Linked DNA regions of Homo sapiens: region 1 is linked to region 2. Evidence: chromatin loops called from intact Hi-C (ENCODE). Cell type or tissue: mammary epithelial cell. All regions are shown on one strand.

The links. A loop is a pair of places that touch in the nucleus more often than their neighbours do. Peaks named below come from ENCODE experiments on the same cell type or tissue, not always from the same donor. Only the 100,000 strongest peaks of a DNase experiment are listed, where the experiment ranks them.
Region 1: a loop joins it to region 2, with 8 times the contacts of the local background. A loop is called at or near these places in 4 of 110 quality-filtered maps.

What each region holds. Positions count from the first base shown.
Region 1 is chr22:34,410,384-34,418,383 of GRCh38, forward strand. No RefSeq gene overlaps it. Among named protein-coding and RNA genes, the nearest start is that of LL22NC03-13G6.2, 200 kb to the left of the region's middle. RefSeq lists a silencer at 4,550-4,699. In mammary epithelial cell, a CTCF peak has its summit at 4,607; a DNase peak (open chromatin) is centred at 4,628.
Region 2 is chr22:35,226,961-35,234,960 of GRCh38, forward strand. It overlaps LINC01399 (long intergenic non-protein coding RNA 1399), which reads right to left and starts at 4,096. Exons shown (of 6, transcript NR_126356.1): 1 at 4,038-4,096. LOC105373017 (a long non-coding RNA gene) reads right to left here. Exons shown (of 4, transcript XR_938210.3): 4 at 5,683-5,931. In mammary epithelial cell, a CTCF peak has its summit at 4,723 (motif pointing left); a DNase peak (open chromatin) is centred at 4,731.

The sequences.
Region 1 (8,000 bases), 820 kb before region 2:
AATGTAAAAGTAGATAAGAATTACGGGTTTTCTTGTACAAATGCATATTCCTGGGCGTGGCCCTAAACTACTGAATCTTAGGACTTCCAGGTAAGGCCCTGGGTTCACATTTTTAGCAAGCAGACTTGGTGATTTTCTGCAGGGGATCTAAGGACACTGTCTAAGCCAAACTGTTTCAATTTGACTCATGTTCTTTCAGATGTTCAAGAAACATGTAGAATACGTACTTTATTGTGAGCACTAAGGGAATGTAGATAGGTATAAGTAAGACACTATCAAGGACTTAGACTCAGGGTGGCAGAGGTGTAGGGATAATAGTAAAAAGGTAGTCAAAAGGCAATAAATGTGATGACAGGGTCAAGCACAGGTGTCCGTGGAAGCAGGCCTTGGAAAATGGTGGCCAGCAGTTTGGTTATTGCTTATTGCTTATGTAATACTCTGACAAGCGATTAATCCTAAGCTTTGTAGAGAGGATGTGGATGCACATCAAGAGGATTAAGGTAGAGAGGAGCTTGTATGTGTAACAGAGCACTGTCTGTGAGATCCATATTGTTCCCTCACCTACTATAGTAACCTGGTATAGTAACAGCTGTTTTCACTGTCTTAATTTCAGTTTACATTTGGAAAATGGGGTGAGTAGAGGTATTTAAATCATAGAAAGTACAGAATAAAACACACAAATGCTAAAACATACACACATACACTGTAAATTGACACTAAAATTCTACTTCTGGAAAGCAGTTTTTTTCTTTTTGAAAGATACTGCAAGGTTAAAGACAAAAAGAGCTGTGCACAGCAACTGTATTCTCATCGGGCATGTTTACAGTTCTGTTACTACATGTGTATATTTGTTGAACAAGCACGTAAATAAATTGTAGATAACAGTCAAGAGTCAGGTATCTCACTGTCGGAGAAAGAAGTTAAAAGGGGAAAAGCTAGAGTGAATTTAGTGGTATTGGGTTGGAATTGGAGGATTATGAACTCATGGTTCTAATATATATATGTGTATACACACACATGTTTATATGTGTTTATATAAATATATATAGATATTTATGTACACATGCATTTATTTTGTAGCTTTGGCCACAGAGAGAACTTAAGCAATGTTATTCAAGTGGTAGTGAACATCCCTATCACTAAGTTCTTGGCTTCTAGGTGCCATTCTCCAATAAAAAGAACCAGGACATGGCAGGGTGCTGTGGCTTATGCCTGTAATCCTAGCACTTTGGGAGGCTGAGGTGGGCAGATTGTCTGAGCTCAGGAGTTAGAGACCAGCCTGGGCAACATGATGAAAACTCATCTCTACTAAAATACAAAACATTAGCTGGGCACAGAGGTGTGTGCATGTAGTCCCAGCTACTTGGGAGGCTGAGGCAGGAGAACTGCTTGAACCTGGGAGGCAGAGGTTGCAGTGAGCCAAGGTCACATCACTGCACTCCAGTCTGGGTGACAGAATGAGTCTCAAAAAAAAAAAAAAAAAAAAAGAGAACCAGGACTCCTTGAAGAAGTGGTGGTTTATTCCAGGGCTGGGTCAAGAAAAATGTGAGGCGAGGAGCCTGGAATATCTTTCTTGTGATACCAGAAAATAAGAACCTACTCAGAAAAGGATGGAGCATGTTGAAATGACATGGGTGCTTACTGTAAGGACTTCCCAATGGCCAAAGCTAGAACAATTTAAGCAACAAAATAAATGAGGATAGTATTGTATTATTACTCATAGAATAAAGTAAATGTCCCTAAATCCATAGTGTCATAAACAAATAACTGGATAAATAAATATAAGGGGGAGATGGAATAGCTCTATCTTACAGAAGAATTCAATTAATAATGAAGAAATGAGAAAAATACAAAATCTCCTTTAGGCAAATACCATAGCAATAATTATTACAGGCATAAGCTACTGACAGATATAAAAACTAGTAGGTAAAAGTTTGAGAAGAAACAATATATTATTATTATTTTCAAACTATCTCTCCCAGGATATTTATCAATTTCAAATGAAAACTATTAACTTTAACAAAACTCAGCAGACATCACCTTAACCAAATGCTCAAGGCTCATATCACCAATAAGTCATTTTGATATCAAATTACCCTGATGTGATGAACCAGGAAGAGTATATCACTTTTGTCATATTTTTGCCAAAAATTTATAACCTCAAACCTCAAAAAGGAATCATGAGGAAGTGTCAGACAAACCCAAATTGAGAGATACTCTACAAAATAACTGAGCGTTACACGTTAAACATATTGAAGTCATGTTAAATTGCTAAAGGAGTTTATTTTAAGAGTTCTCATGACAAAAAAATAAGTATGTGAGCTAATGGGCAGGTTAGTTGATTTAGCCAGTCCAAAATGTATACATATTTCCAAACATCATGTTGTACATCATAAATATATACAGTATTTTTAAATAATTTTTTTATTTGTGCAAATTTAAGAGGTATAAGTACAGTTTTGTTACATGGATATATTGTATAGTGATGAAGTCTAGGCTTTCAGTGTAACTATCACCTGAATAATGCACTTTGTAAACATTAAGTTATTTCTCATCCCTTTATTGTGTATATTTGAGGTTTACAACATGATGTTATAAGTATAGATAGTAAAATGCTTACTACAGTGAACCAAGTTAATGTATCTATTATTGCACATAGATAATTTTTGTAATGAGCAGCTAATATCTACTTAACAAAGATCTCTAATACAATACACTTTTATTAACTATAGTGTTCTATAGTGTTCATATTGTATCTTATATATCTAGATTTGTTTATTCTACAAATCTGCTACTTTAAATCCTTTGACCTATAGCTCTTCATTTTCTTTCCTGATCCTCTGCCGCTGGTAACCACTGCTTTTATTCTCTATCTCTGTATATTTGACCTTTAAAAAATGTGTAGATTCTGCATACAAATGAAATCATGCAATATTTTTTTTCTGTGTCTGGTTATTTTACTTAGTATGATGTTGTCTGGGTTCATCCATGTTGTGGCAAAAGGCAGGATATTCTTTTTAAAGGCTGAATAATATTCCATTGTGTATATGTATACATACAAACACATATACATATAATCCATATGTGTATATACACACATATGCATACATACAGTGGAATCATACATGTATATGTATGTATGTATGTATATTATGTATATGTGTATATATGTATATGTGTGTGTGTCTGTGTGTATATATATATATATATATATGTATACGCATACATACCTACACCACACAATTTCTTTATCCATTTGTCAGCAGACACTGAGATTATTTTCATATCTTGGCTACTGTGAAAAATGCTGCAGTGAACATGGGAGCATGATATTTTTATGAGGTGGTGATTTCATCTCCTTTGGGTGTATAACCAGAAGTGGGATCACTGGGTCAAATGGCAATTCTATTTTCAATTTCTTTAGGAGCCTCCACGTTGTTTTCTGTAATGGTTACCCACATCTACATTCCTACTAACAGTGTACATGAGTTCCCTTTTCTCCACATCTTTCCCAACATTTATTATCTCTTATCTCCTGGATAATAGCTATCCTAATGTGAGTAAGATGATCTCTCCTAGTGGCTTTAATATGCATTTCCCTGATGATTAGTGATGTTGCACTCCATTTCATATTCCTGTTGACTATTTGTATGTCTTCTTTGGAGGAATTTCTGTTCAGGTCCTTTGCCCATTTTTAATTGGATTATAATATATATTTCTTATCAATATAAAAATTAAAAAGTACATTATCCATTTGTATGTACTTATTGCCATTACTGTGGGAATATTGTATCTAGAAATACAGAAAGAAAATACCATGTTACATCAATTCATTGTATGTAATCAGTGTTATGAATTGCTGATAAAGTATGTGAAATATAAAAAATTATAAACATCAAATTCATAAAATACAATGAAAGAATAAGATATTGTCATAGACTGAAAAAGACTAAAACATAGCAAATAAGTGCAATGTAGAATTCTAGATTATACTCTGGAACAGAAAAAGGACATTGGGGGAAAGCTGGTCAGACTTGAATTATTTATATGTTAATTTCCTGATTTTGATAATTGAATTATGGTTAAGTTGTTAACATTAAGAATGTAAACACTTTTTACTATTTTTGTAACTCTTCTGTAAGTCTAAAATTTTTTAAAAATGGAAAGTTTAAAGAAAGAAAAAAAATACCTAATCCGATTGCCTTGTTTACAGTGCCTGGCATATGACAGGAGCTTACTACATGCTTGTAGGATTGTTTTGCCACCATGTCCTTGATCAACCAGTTCCCCCACTTGGGGTGCTGTTCTCTCACCCACTGTCTACTTCTCATCTGCCAATGAAGTAGATAGTAATATTTTGGGTACTCCCTTCATATTATGATTTTTGTGTGTGGCCATGAATTATGCTGGTGTGAACTGCTGCTCAGTGCCAACAGCATTCTGGAGAAGGAAGCACTCGAGAAGACACAAGGTAGATGGAGATTGAGAGGCCACTATGATGTCCTTCAGGTACAGTGTAGGTTCTCTTGGGGTCTTAGGGAGCAGAGCCTTGACTCCACCATTTTACAGGCACATGTGCTGCTTTGCACACCCCAGATAGGGGGCAGCAGACAACAGGGAATGATGCCTAGGAGGCTATGGTAAGTGGGTGGCTGGTAAGTTCCTGGGAGCTGTCCATGGTTTTGAGATGTCTCTGGTACCCAAACCGCTCAAGACATTGCTGTAGGTGAGCTTAGATTTTTGTTTTGACGCTTAGGGTACAAAACACTGTGGAGAAGGTGTGTGTATGTGTGTGTGTGTTTCTATTTGAAAAGCCAAGCTCCAAAAAACTGCATCATCCTGGAAGGTAAAGCAAACTCACTGCAGGGGCTTGCACATGTAGTGATTTAGGCCCCAGGTAGTCAACACTTTTTCTTACAATAGGTTTTGTGTGAAGTGTAATTCCAAGTCTACTTGCATCACAATTTTCTTGGAGCTTGTTAAAAATACAATTTCCAAGCTTTGCTTTACCAGACCTATTAAATCAGAATCTGAAGGCAAAGGTTGAGGAATGAGAGAGGGAAGGGCTAGATAAAAATATGCATTTTAAAAAGGCTTCCCTGGCAATTCATATTCACACTGAAGTTTAAAAATAATTTTACATCCAGTCCAAAGTGAAGTAGATGGTAATATTTTGGGGCAAGTACGGGGGAAACAAATCACAAGAACTACTGTTCATATTTATTTGTATCTCTTTATTTAAATGTTTCCATCTTCTGATATGCATTAAAATTTGCATAGTATTTTGCTACATGAATATACATTAGTTTGAGTATGTGGATACAATTCATACATAAATATACATGCATTTATTTATGTGTTTATTATTTCATTCAAAAGGTATTTATTGGGCACTCACTATGCCCCAAGCACCGTTCTAGGCACTTCAGCTGCAGTATTGAATAAGGCAAAGTATTTGTCCTCAGGGAGTTTATCTTTTCCTCACAAATGGAGAGGAAAGAACAGGAATAAATGTGTTGGGGATTCATTCCCTAAATTTTTTTTTAAACTTACTGGCTAAGTAATTTTAAAAAGTTTAGAAACCATTTATTTAGGTTTTTCAAATTATCACAAGTGAGTCATCTCATTCTATACAAAACAGAATATGTCTTGGCAGTCAGACTGGCCATTCTTTTGTCCTTTCAAATGATGCTGTCCTCCCAAAATCTTACTGGTTCCAGGAGGGACATCCTATTTCTACAATCTTGTCCCTGCTCTGTCTTGCTGTACTCAAGAACTCTCCTGTGGCTCCATTTTCCATCCTTAGAAAAACAGACAATGAGGAGTCCCTGCTGTTCTGCTGCTGTGACAATAAATGAGTGTGTGTTTTTCCAGTGCTACTGCCTTCTGTAGAAGGAGCTGAAAAAATGCAAAACGATTTCCTCTCTTAACACACACACTTTTTTTTTTTAATCAAAAATGCTGTTTTGTCCTCTTTTGGTGTCTTCTTCCTGGGAAGAAGAATTTATTATTAGATTGGCAACTCCCTCAAACGCTGAATAAAAGAATAAAGGGGAAGTGCCTTTGCTGTATCATGTATCAGAGGCCTCTCAGCATAATGTGTGAGCTCTGGCATGTCACCATATTTTACAGTAACTCTGATGTTTTCACCCAGCGCTTTTGAGTCAGGCGAAGAGAACTCGTATTTCAACCCAAATGCAATTTGCATAGCACACGTGATAACATCACACTTTTAAAGCCACCCGCCCTGTTGGGATCCCTCACATTTAGTTCAAATCCTCATTTCCTCTACAAAAGGATGTTGTGTAATTAGTGTAATCAGGTCCTAAGGACCATTGAGATTGTGACTATTGTGGGCTCAGCAGACAGAGTGATGTCACATCCAAATCCTAACAAAGCAGATTGGTCATGAATTGTCACCTCCCCACCACTTAGGCAGCAAAGACATTCCTCAAGTAAGGAGAGGACAGATGGTTCAACAATTTGTCTTGGAAATAGTATTTCCTGCTGCTAAGAAATGGTGTTGGGAAAGGGAAGCTGTAGTTCCAGGGTAAGAAGCAAAGAGGAAAAATTTATGTGCTAAAAGATCACTAAAGAGAAATCATGCATTTATTCATGAAACCACCATTTATTGAGCATTTACTGTGTACTGGGCACTAGGTCTGAAGCAATAAGCAGCAATGATCCAGACAGACACTGAGATTATTTTCATATCTTGGCTATTGTGAAAAATGCTGCAATGAACATATCTGTATCTCATGAATGAACTCCATATCCCATGGAGTTTATAGCTGTTAGGAAACAGACATTTAATTCAGTGATTATAGCAGAAAATGTGATAGTGCTACAGTAGAAAACACATAGTGCTACAGGTTAATCCACTCAAGCTGTTATGGCAAATGCACATACTGGGTAGCTAATAAGAAACACAAACTTATTTCTCATGGCTCTGGAGGTTGGGAAGTCCAAGATCAAGATGCCCATTGATTTTTTGTCTATTGAGGGCCCATTTCTTGGTTCATAGACCACATCTTCTCACTGAGTCCCCACATGGTGGAAGGAGTGAGGGAGCTCTCTGGGTCCTGTATTATAATGGCACTAATCCAATCCACAGGGGCTCTGCTGCCATGAGACAATCACCTCCTCATAGGTGTCACCTCCTAACACCATCATCTTGGGCGTTAAGTTTCCACCTCTGAATTTTGAGGGAACACAAATATTTAGACGGTAGCACACCTCCTTTGTGAGCCTCAGAAAAGACTTCCTGAAGTTAATGATAGTTAAGACACAAGGATGAGGCCAGGCATGGTGACTCACACCTGTAATTCCAGCACTTTGGGAGGCCAAGGCGGGTGGATCACCTGAGGTCAGGAGTTCATGACCAGCCTGGCTAACATGGTGAAACTCTATCTCTACTAAAAATACAAAAATTATCCAAGCATGGTGATGGGCGCTTGTAACCTCAGCTACTCAGGAGGCTGAGGCAGGAGAATTGCTGGAACTCAGGAGGTAGAGGTTGCAGTAAGCCAAGATGGTGCCATTGCACTCCAGCCCAGGTGACAACAGTGAGACTCCATCTCAAGAAAAGAAAAAAGACACAAGGATGAGTATGAGTTTCAGGGTTCTAATCTTGACTCTACTTCCTTATTTCAATTATTTCAGCCCTTTAAAAATGCGACTATATTCCAAATCCTGTACTAAACACCCAGAATATAGAGCTGAATAAGGCCTGGCCACTGGCCTTTAGAAACATACAACCTAGTGTACAGGATGGACTTGATGAAAGATGGTGTGAGTGAAGTGAGATGGTGAGAAGTCTAGAGAAGTGAGGAGCTGCTCTTCCTGGAGAAGCCTTCATTAAAGGATTGTCTTGACAGAAAAGTAGGAATTTTTCCCAGTGAAGAAGTTTTTTAAAAGTTGATTTTAGGCCTTGCATGTATAGAGGTATGAAGCTGTGAAAAGGCTAGGAGTGTCCAAAGAGTATGCGAAGTGCAGTATGA
Region 2 (8,000 bases):
GTGACAGACAGAGTCATGGAGATGAGCAGAGTTTTCATCCAAGGACAGGGAAAGGACAGCCATCCTCCAGCCAGCATTAGAGGGACAGAGTGAAATAATAACAAAGTGGCTTTCATGAGTATCCCTTTAAGCACTAAATGTTCCGCATGCAATTTACACATCTAATAAGTACTTCCCATTGGTATTATGGTTACCATTTGTCTTATCATTGATTTGCTAGGTATAATGGTTTCTTATTGCCCCTAGAGGGACATGCTGTCAACAAGAATGTACCGGTGAGAATGGAGGCAGAAAGATCAGTTAGGAGGCAGCTATGGTAAGACATGATGTAGCAAATCCCGGGAACTGGCTACTCTAAGCCATCTGCACACCCCCTGCCCCTGCACACTCACTCGAGCCCCTCCCCAGTAAAAAAGACAAAGGCTCTCAATTAGGAGTTATGGCCTGGAATGAGGAAGTGACGCCTGGAGAAGCAGCAACTACCCTGTGACCACAAGAACCAGTGCCAACACTGAGGATACTGGAGTAGAAACAGGAGGAGGCACCAGGGTCCCTGATGACATTTTTGGGCATTTGTTCCAGTTCTGGACTGCCTGCCCCAGACTTCCTTTTGCATGTAATAATACACCCTTCACCTTTGTAAGCAATGGAGCTGTTTTCTGTTACTCAATGTCAGGCCTCTGGGCCCAAGACTGCACATACATATCCAGATGGCCTGAAGTAACTGAAGAATGACAAAAGAAGTGAAAATGGCCTATACCTGCCTTAACTGATGACATTACCTTGTGAAATTCCTTCTCCTGGCTCATCCTGGCTCAAAAGCTCCCCCACTGAGCACCTTGTGACCCCCACCCCTGCCAGACAGAGAACAACCCCCTTTGACTGTAATTTTCCACTACCTACTCCACTCCTATAAAACGGCCCCACCCCTATCTCCCTTTGCTGACTCTCTTTTCGGACTCAGCCCACCTGCACCCAGGTGATTAAAAAGCTTTATTGCTCACACAAAGCCTGTTTGGTGGTCTCTTCACAGGGACACACATGAAACTCAATCCTGACCAATATGAGGCATGAGAGCCTGGCCTAGAGAAGTTGTGGAGGACAGCGGAGAGGAAGTACTTAATACTTAGGAGGTGGTAGAATTGACAACACTTTATGCCTAACCAGACATGAGGGGAGGAGGAAGTCAGGGAGGAAAGAATGTCTTCCCCAACATAAGGAATACAGCAGGAGAAACAGGTTTCAGTGGTAAAATCAGAGGTGCATCATCATCATGTCAATAAGCTGCTTCAGACCGTATTGTTTTCCCCCGAATTCTTATATTGAAGCCTTAACTCCCAGTGAGACTGTATTTGGGGCTAGGGCCTTTGGGAGATAATTAGGCTTAATGAGGTCATGAGGGTGGGGTCCTCGTGATGGGATTAGTGCCCTTATAAGAAGAGAAACAGACATCAGCGCTCTCCCTCTGTCTTGTGAGGACACAGTGAGAAGGCAGCTTTCTGCAAGCCTGGAAAAGGGTCCTCACCAGACCCTACCACACTGCACCCTGATCTCAGACTTCCAGCCTCCAGAACTGTGAGAAATCAATGTCTGTTATTTAAGCCACACTGTCTATGATATTTCATTAGGGCAGCCTGAGCAGACTAATATGTAAATGCTGTGCATTGTGCTAAGAAAACAGGTTTTCCCTGTTGTCCCAAAATTCTGCATAAACCCCCAAACTAGGGACAATGGGCATGAAATCCTCTCACATTCTAAAAAGCACAGTGACATAGCCATGCAAGATGAGCCAAGAAAGGACAGAAGTACCTCTGCCCCACAGCCATCACCCCTTCCCAAGCCCCTCCAACCTTTATCAGCAAAAGACCTGGAGGAATTCCAGAGGACTCACTAGACAAGGGAGTATTTGAAATATGGGGAGAGCGCTGTGTCTTTTCGTTTCCTGCTGTACGGCCCTGGCTCCCACCCAAGCCAACTTCAAGAAAGTCATTTGCAAAGATTAGGGCTATGGCATCGTTTGGGTTCCCCAGAAGGAGACCTTGAGGCAAGAATCCAAGGACACGTGACTAACTTGAGAGATTATCCAAGGAAACTCCAGGAGGGGAATAAGAAAGAGCTGGAGAAAGAACGGCAGTGAAAAGGGTGTGGTTATTGAGAAGTGACCACTGTGGATGAGAGGGAATTCATCCTGCTGTGAAACACTGGGAGCTAGTGAGGAAGACGACTTTCAGAGTCATCCCACCAGGGGGCAAGGGACCTGGGCATTTATTAATACACGCCAACACTCACCAGTCATCATGGAGGGCTGCTGCTGTGGTGTTAATTTCCTGGTACTTAGGCCCACTACTCTGGCCCGGGGCCTGGCCACTGTAGAACGCCCTCAGGCAAAGAGATACAGGGGCTGCCCTGGAGGTTAGCCAGTGAGCACTTTAGCAGAGACAAGGAATGTAGGTAGGAGACATTGCCCACATCCCAGCATCTGCTAGGGGCTGCCTGAAAGAAAAGGACCCTAGATCTGTGTTTCTGCAGCAGACTCTCTGATCTGCCCCTTAAGTCTAACAGAACAGGGGAGAAAAGACCTGGAGCGAGGCACAGGGTAGGGGGTGGAGGTGCAGCAGCAGGCACTCCCACTATAGCATGGCAAAGATGCGTGAGTCTCCCACAGGCGGAGAGAACACCACTGAAGGACCAAGACTTGAGCAATTTCCACGTCCAAAGATCCTAATCATTACCCAAGGAGACTTGAGTGGCAAGAAGCTGTGGGCTCCCCCTGGCAACGATGGGGGCTAATGGGGTGGTCAGGGCTCCCACAAGAGCTCTTCACGAGGACCTCTGAAGAACCCACACAGGCACCCTGAGAAACAGCTAGCATCCTGCCCATTGCTCCCAACCTTTCCCATCCCTCTCCCGGCGCAGGTCTCTGGGGCTGGGTCAAGCCTGAGCGGGAGGGTGGGAAAGAGGAGCATTAAATGAAAAACCAGATTGAAGTACTTAGCTGCAAATGACCAAAAATCTCAAGGATCTGCCTACGATATTGTAAGAAAGATAAGAGTAGAGCAGAATATGCCCCCACCTGGTTCAGACAGTTCAATACATCCTTGATAACAACCAGCTATTGAGTACCAGACACACAGCGAGGTGTTCCTCAGGGCTGAGCTCATCTAATCCTCTCAGCAACCTTAGGGGAAGGTGTTACTGTCCCTACTGTACAGCTGAGAAGTGTGAGGCTTAGAGAAGCTACACAGTTTGCTCAGGATCATACAGGCAACGCATAGCAGAGTCTAAATTCAAACTCGGACCATTTTCATTCTGGTGCCTTGTTCATCAACTGGTAGGTAAATTATGGTATACCCATACAATAGAATACTAGTCAGTAACAAGAAGAAATGAATGACAGATGCATGACGGAACCTGGATGAATCACAAAAACGTTATGCTGAATGAAAGCAGGCAGACACAGAAGACTACTTTCTGTAGGATTCCATGTATATGAAATTCTAGAAAAGGCAAAGCACAGTGCCAGGGAACAGATCAGTAGTTGCCAGAAGCCAAAGACTGGAGAAGAAATGGGGCATGGGAAGCTTTCTGGGGTGGTAAAAATGTTCTATACCATGGCCAGATTCTGTGGCTCATGCATGTAATCCCAGCACCTAAAGGTGTTAGCAGAGCCAAGGAGGCTCTAGCCATGTGAGGGCATGGGCTGGAGAGGAGGACAGAACTAGAGAAATAAAATGAAATGACAGGTGGTAGAGTTGAGAAAGGGATGGACAGGGAGCAAATCCTAGAGTAAACATCTGACTGAAAAGAGACTTAGAGATGAACTCTAATCCAATGCCTGCCCCCACCTTTAAAGTTGGGGAACTGAGACCCAAAGAGAAGATTAAAGCAGCGGCAGTGGTGCTGGGGGGGCTGTTTACCTCTGTATTGGTCCATTTCACACGACTCTAAATAACTGCCTGAGACTGGGTAATTTATAAAGAAAAGAGATTTAATTGACTCACAGTTCCACGTGGCTGGGGAGGCCTCAGTAAACTTACCATCATGGCAGAACGGGAAGCAGCCATATCTCACACGGCAGCAGGAGAGGACGCTTGTGAAGGAAGTGAAGGGGGAGGAGCCCCTTATAAAACCATCAGATCTCGTGAGAACTCACTCACTATCACGAGAACGGCATGGGGGGAACCGCCCTCATGATCCAATCACCTCCCACCTGGTTCCTCCCTCAACACCTGGGGAGTACAGGTCAAGATGAGGTTTGGGTGGGGACACAGAGCCTAACCATCTCAACCTCCTTTATTTCATTCTTTCAACAAACATTTACAAACAGCTTGTTCTACATAGCAGACAGTCCAAGTCAAACAGGGCAGAGCCCCTGCTCTCCGGGAGTCCACAGCCGGAAGACGGACAGCCAGATGCCCTGGAAATTTACACTTCATGATGCTCAAGACGCTCAATGTCCCAGTCCCCCAGGCTGAGTTACCAAAGTATTGACATAAGAAAGGGGACTACAGATTTGAGGAGCCCGCAACTTATTCAGGAAGCCCTCTTATGGGAAAATGATACGAAATTATAAATGCAAAGTTAGGTACAAAAGCAGAAGGGGTCTGTACAGGTGAGAAGTCCTGAAGCTTAAGCTTCTTTAGCTTTTACAGCAATTCCTTCCCTGACCACACCTGAATTCAAGGGCAAAAACATACTTCTGAACTGGGCCAACAGCGCCCTCTAGCGGACCCACAGAGGAAGGCCTCAAGGAGCTCTGAGCTTTGGACACACCCACGCAGGCAGCGTAAAGCCAAGCAGGTAAATTTGGCCATCGGCTTCCTAGACACTTTCTCATCAGCCCATAGACCTGCCCTTCCTAACCCTAGAGGTGTGCAATTATTATTAGAAGCTTAGAGCTCAGCGTCCAGATGGACAGTTCCTTGTAGTTCCTTGATTTGGGGCAGGTAACTTAACCTTTCCACGTTTGTTTCCTTTACTGCAAATAAGTTGTGTCATAATGAGATTAAGTAAGTACCTACTTCAGAGGATGGTTGTAAAAATTAAATGAGATGACTCACTTTTATGATGTCTCTAAAATTAATTTTAAATAGACTCACTTATAAGTGCTTTATACAAAGGGCACTTTGATGTGTAATTTTTATTATTATTATTATTATTATTATTATTATTGAGACAGAGTCTCTCTGTTGCCCAGGCTGAGTGCAGTGGCGCGATCTCGGCTTACTGCAACCTCCATCTCCCAGGTTCAAGCGATTCTCCTGCCTCAGCCTCCCGAGTAGCTGGGACTACAGGCGCCTGCCACCACGCCTGGCTAATTTTTGTATTTTTAGTAGAGACGGGGTTTCACCATGTAAGTTATTTTTTAAGGAAAATGTATTCACCTGGCCATATTTTCTGCTTCTTCATGAACTCTTCTGAAGAAATTACCCTTACTACACACTCACAAAGGACCACGCAAGGCCCAGTTACACGGTGCAGGGTAGAGACAAGGTGTGTCTGTCTCATCCACCATTCCACAGACCCCTAAAGAGTGAGGTGGGAGTTTATTCATCTCCCCATTCCCCCCAGCACATCCCTGGCTCATGGCCCATCACAGGAAAAGTCACTTCATGGATCAATGTCTGGAGAGGGTACAATGTCGGTGTGAGATGAATGAATACTAAGTGAGTACTCTTCATGTTTTCTTCTAACTTTATATTTTAATATAATTTCAGATTTAGAGAAAAGTTGCAAGAATAATGAAGGATGAATTATCAGGGGCTCTTCTTCCAAATTCCCCAAAACATGCACATTAAACTCAGGGCCTTCTGTGTCCTCTGCCCCTTTCTCTCTCGATATGCTTGAGTGTGTGTGCATCATCTTCTGAACCATCTCCAGTTAGTTGCAGATGTGGTCCTCTTTTGCCCCCAAATCTTCAGTACATAGTTCCTAAAAAGAAGGACATTCCCTTATATAACTGCAATTCACTTATCAAAATCAGGAATTTGGCATAAATTCAATACTATTATCTACCCTGCAAACCTTATTTAGATTTTACCAACTTGTCCCAATAATGTCATCTACCCAAAAGAAAATCCGAGATCGTGCATGGCATTCCACTGTTACCTCCTTTCAATCCGACCAGATTCCTCCCTCAACACCTGGGGGGTACAGGTCAAGATGAGATTTGGGTGGAGACACAGAGCCTAATCATCTTAACCTCCTCTATTTTATTCATTCAACAAGCATTTACAAACAGCTGACCCTAAGCAAGCAACTGGAATTGAAAGACCAGCAGGAAAGTAATGGGATATCAACCCTCCCTCATCACACCATTTGCTTTTTACTTATTTATTTGCAACCGTAGTTTTACATATGATAAGTTCCTCCAAAGAGAAGAGGGAAGAGAACTCTGATCCCTCCCCTCTGAAGTTTAAATTATTAAAATACACCTTATGGACTGGGGTAGCCTCAACTGGAGCCCAATTGCTGAAAGGACAGGACAGACCCTGGGAGGAAGTTTGCCCTGGGATGGATAGCTGGGAATTAAGGGGCATGATGATAGGAGCCTGGACAAGTAACCAGGAATCAACCCTGAGAATTCTGTCCTCAGAGAATTCTGATCCATCATAACCCATTCATGGTCCAGCCACCTGGCACTGTGGTCATGCCTTGGAGACAAGATATGGTGTCCATCCTCAAGGAACTCATCACTGAAGAGCTCCTGGGACACTTGGGGACCATGTTTGTCATGTGATCATGTGCTTGCCAGGTGACTCCCCTGACTAAGCATAAGCAAAGAGCTGAGGAAGGTGAAGCTGTGCTCACAGGAGGTGGGCAGCTCTGCTGGAGCCATATCACTGCAGATATTCTGAAAATCACAAGGTCATCAGGGAAGGGTTCTTCAGGCAAGGAGAGGCAGAATGAAAGCCAAATCCTGAGACTGCGCAAGAACCTCTGGGCACCTGGGAAAATTTGGGGAACTAGAGAAAGCTGGACCCCTTCTGAGTAAATTAAGTGAGGGCTCAGAGCTGTTGCCATTTGAACAGGCTTCTATAGGAGAGACTGTGCTTGGGTCCAGGGAATGGAGAACTTCAGAATTAACATTCCCTGAATCCTTGGTCATTGCAATAGAGTTATCAGCCTTCAGACAGAAGGAAAGAGGGAAACAAAACTTGTCTCTTGGAATCCAAGTTCCCAGACACCAGCCAAGGACCAAACCCACAAGTAGCCTTTTCTAAGGACAGCAGTCTTCACTCTTTTCTACACATAGATCTTTTTACTGTGGCTGCTTTTTGAGATTTTCTCTTCATCATTGGTTTTAAGCAATTAGATTATGATATACCTTGATGCAGTTTTTACGTTTGAGGGTTTGGAAATTTTTGACCCATTATTTCTGCAAATTTTTTTTAGTATTCGTTCTCTATTTTTCCTTCCAACTTTTATTTTAGGTTTAGGGTACATGTGCATGATTGTTACATGGGTAAATTGTGTGTCACAGGGGTTTGGTGTACAGATTACTTCATCACCCAGGTAATAAGCATAGTACACAATAGGTAGTTATTTGATCCTCACCCTCTTCCTACCCTACACCTTCAAATAGGCCCCAGTGTCTACTGTTCCCTTCTTTGAGTCCATGTGCACTCATTGTTTAGCTCCCACTTGTAAGTGAGAACATGCGGCATTTGGTTTTCTGTTCCTGTGTTGATTTTCTCAGGATAATGACCTCTTGCTCCATCCATGCTGCTGCTGCAAAAAAACATGATTTTGTTATTTTTGTGGCTGTGTAGTATTCCATGGTATAAACGTACTACATTTTCTTTATCCAATTTACCATTGATGGGCACCTAAGTTGATTCCACGTCTTTGCTATTGTGATAATGAATGCTGTAATGAACATATACGTACATGTACCTTTATAGTAGAATGATTTATACTCCTACAGGTATATACCCAGTAATGAGATTGCTGCGTCAAATGGTAGTTCTGTTTTAAGTTCTTTGAGAAATCTCCAAATT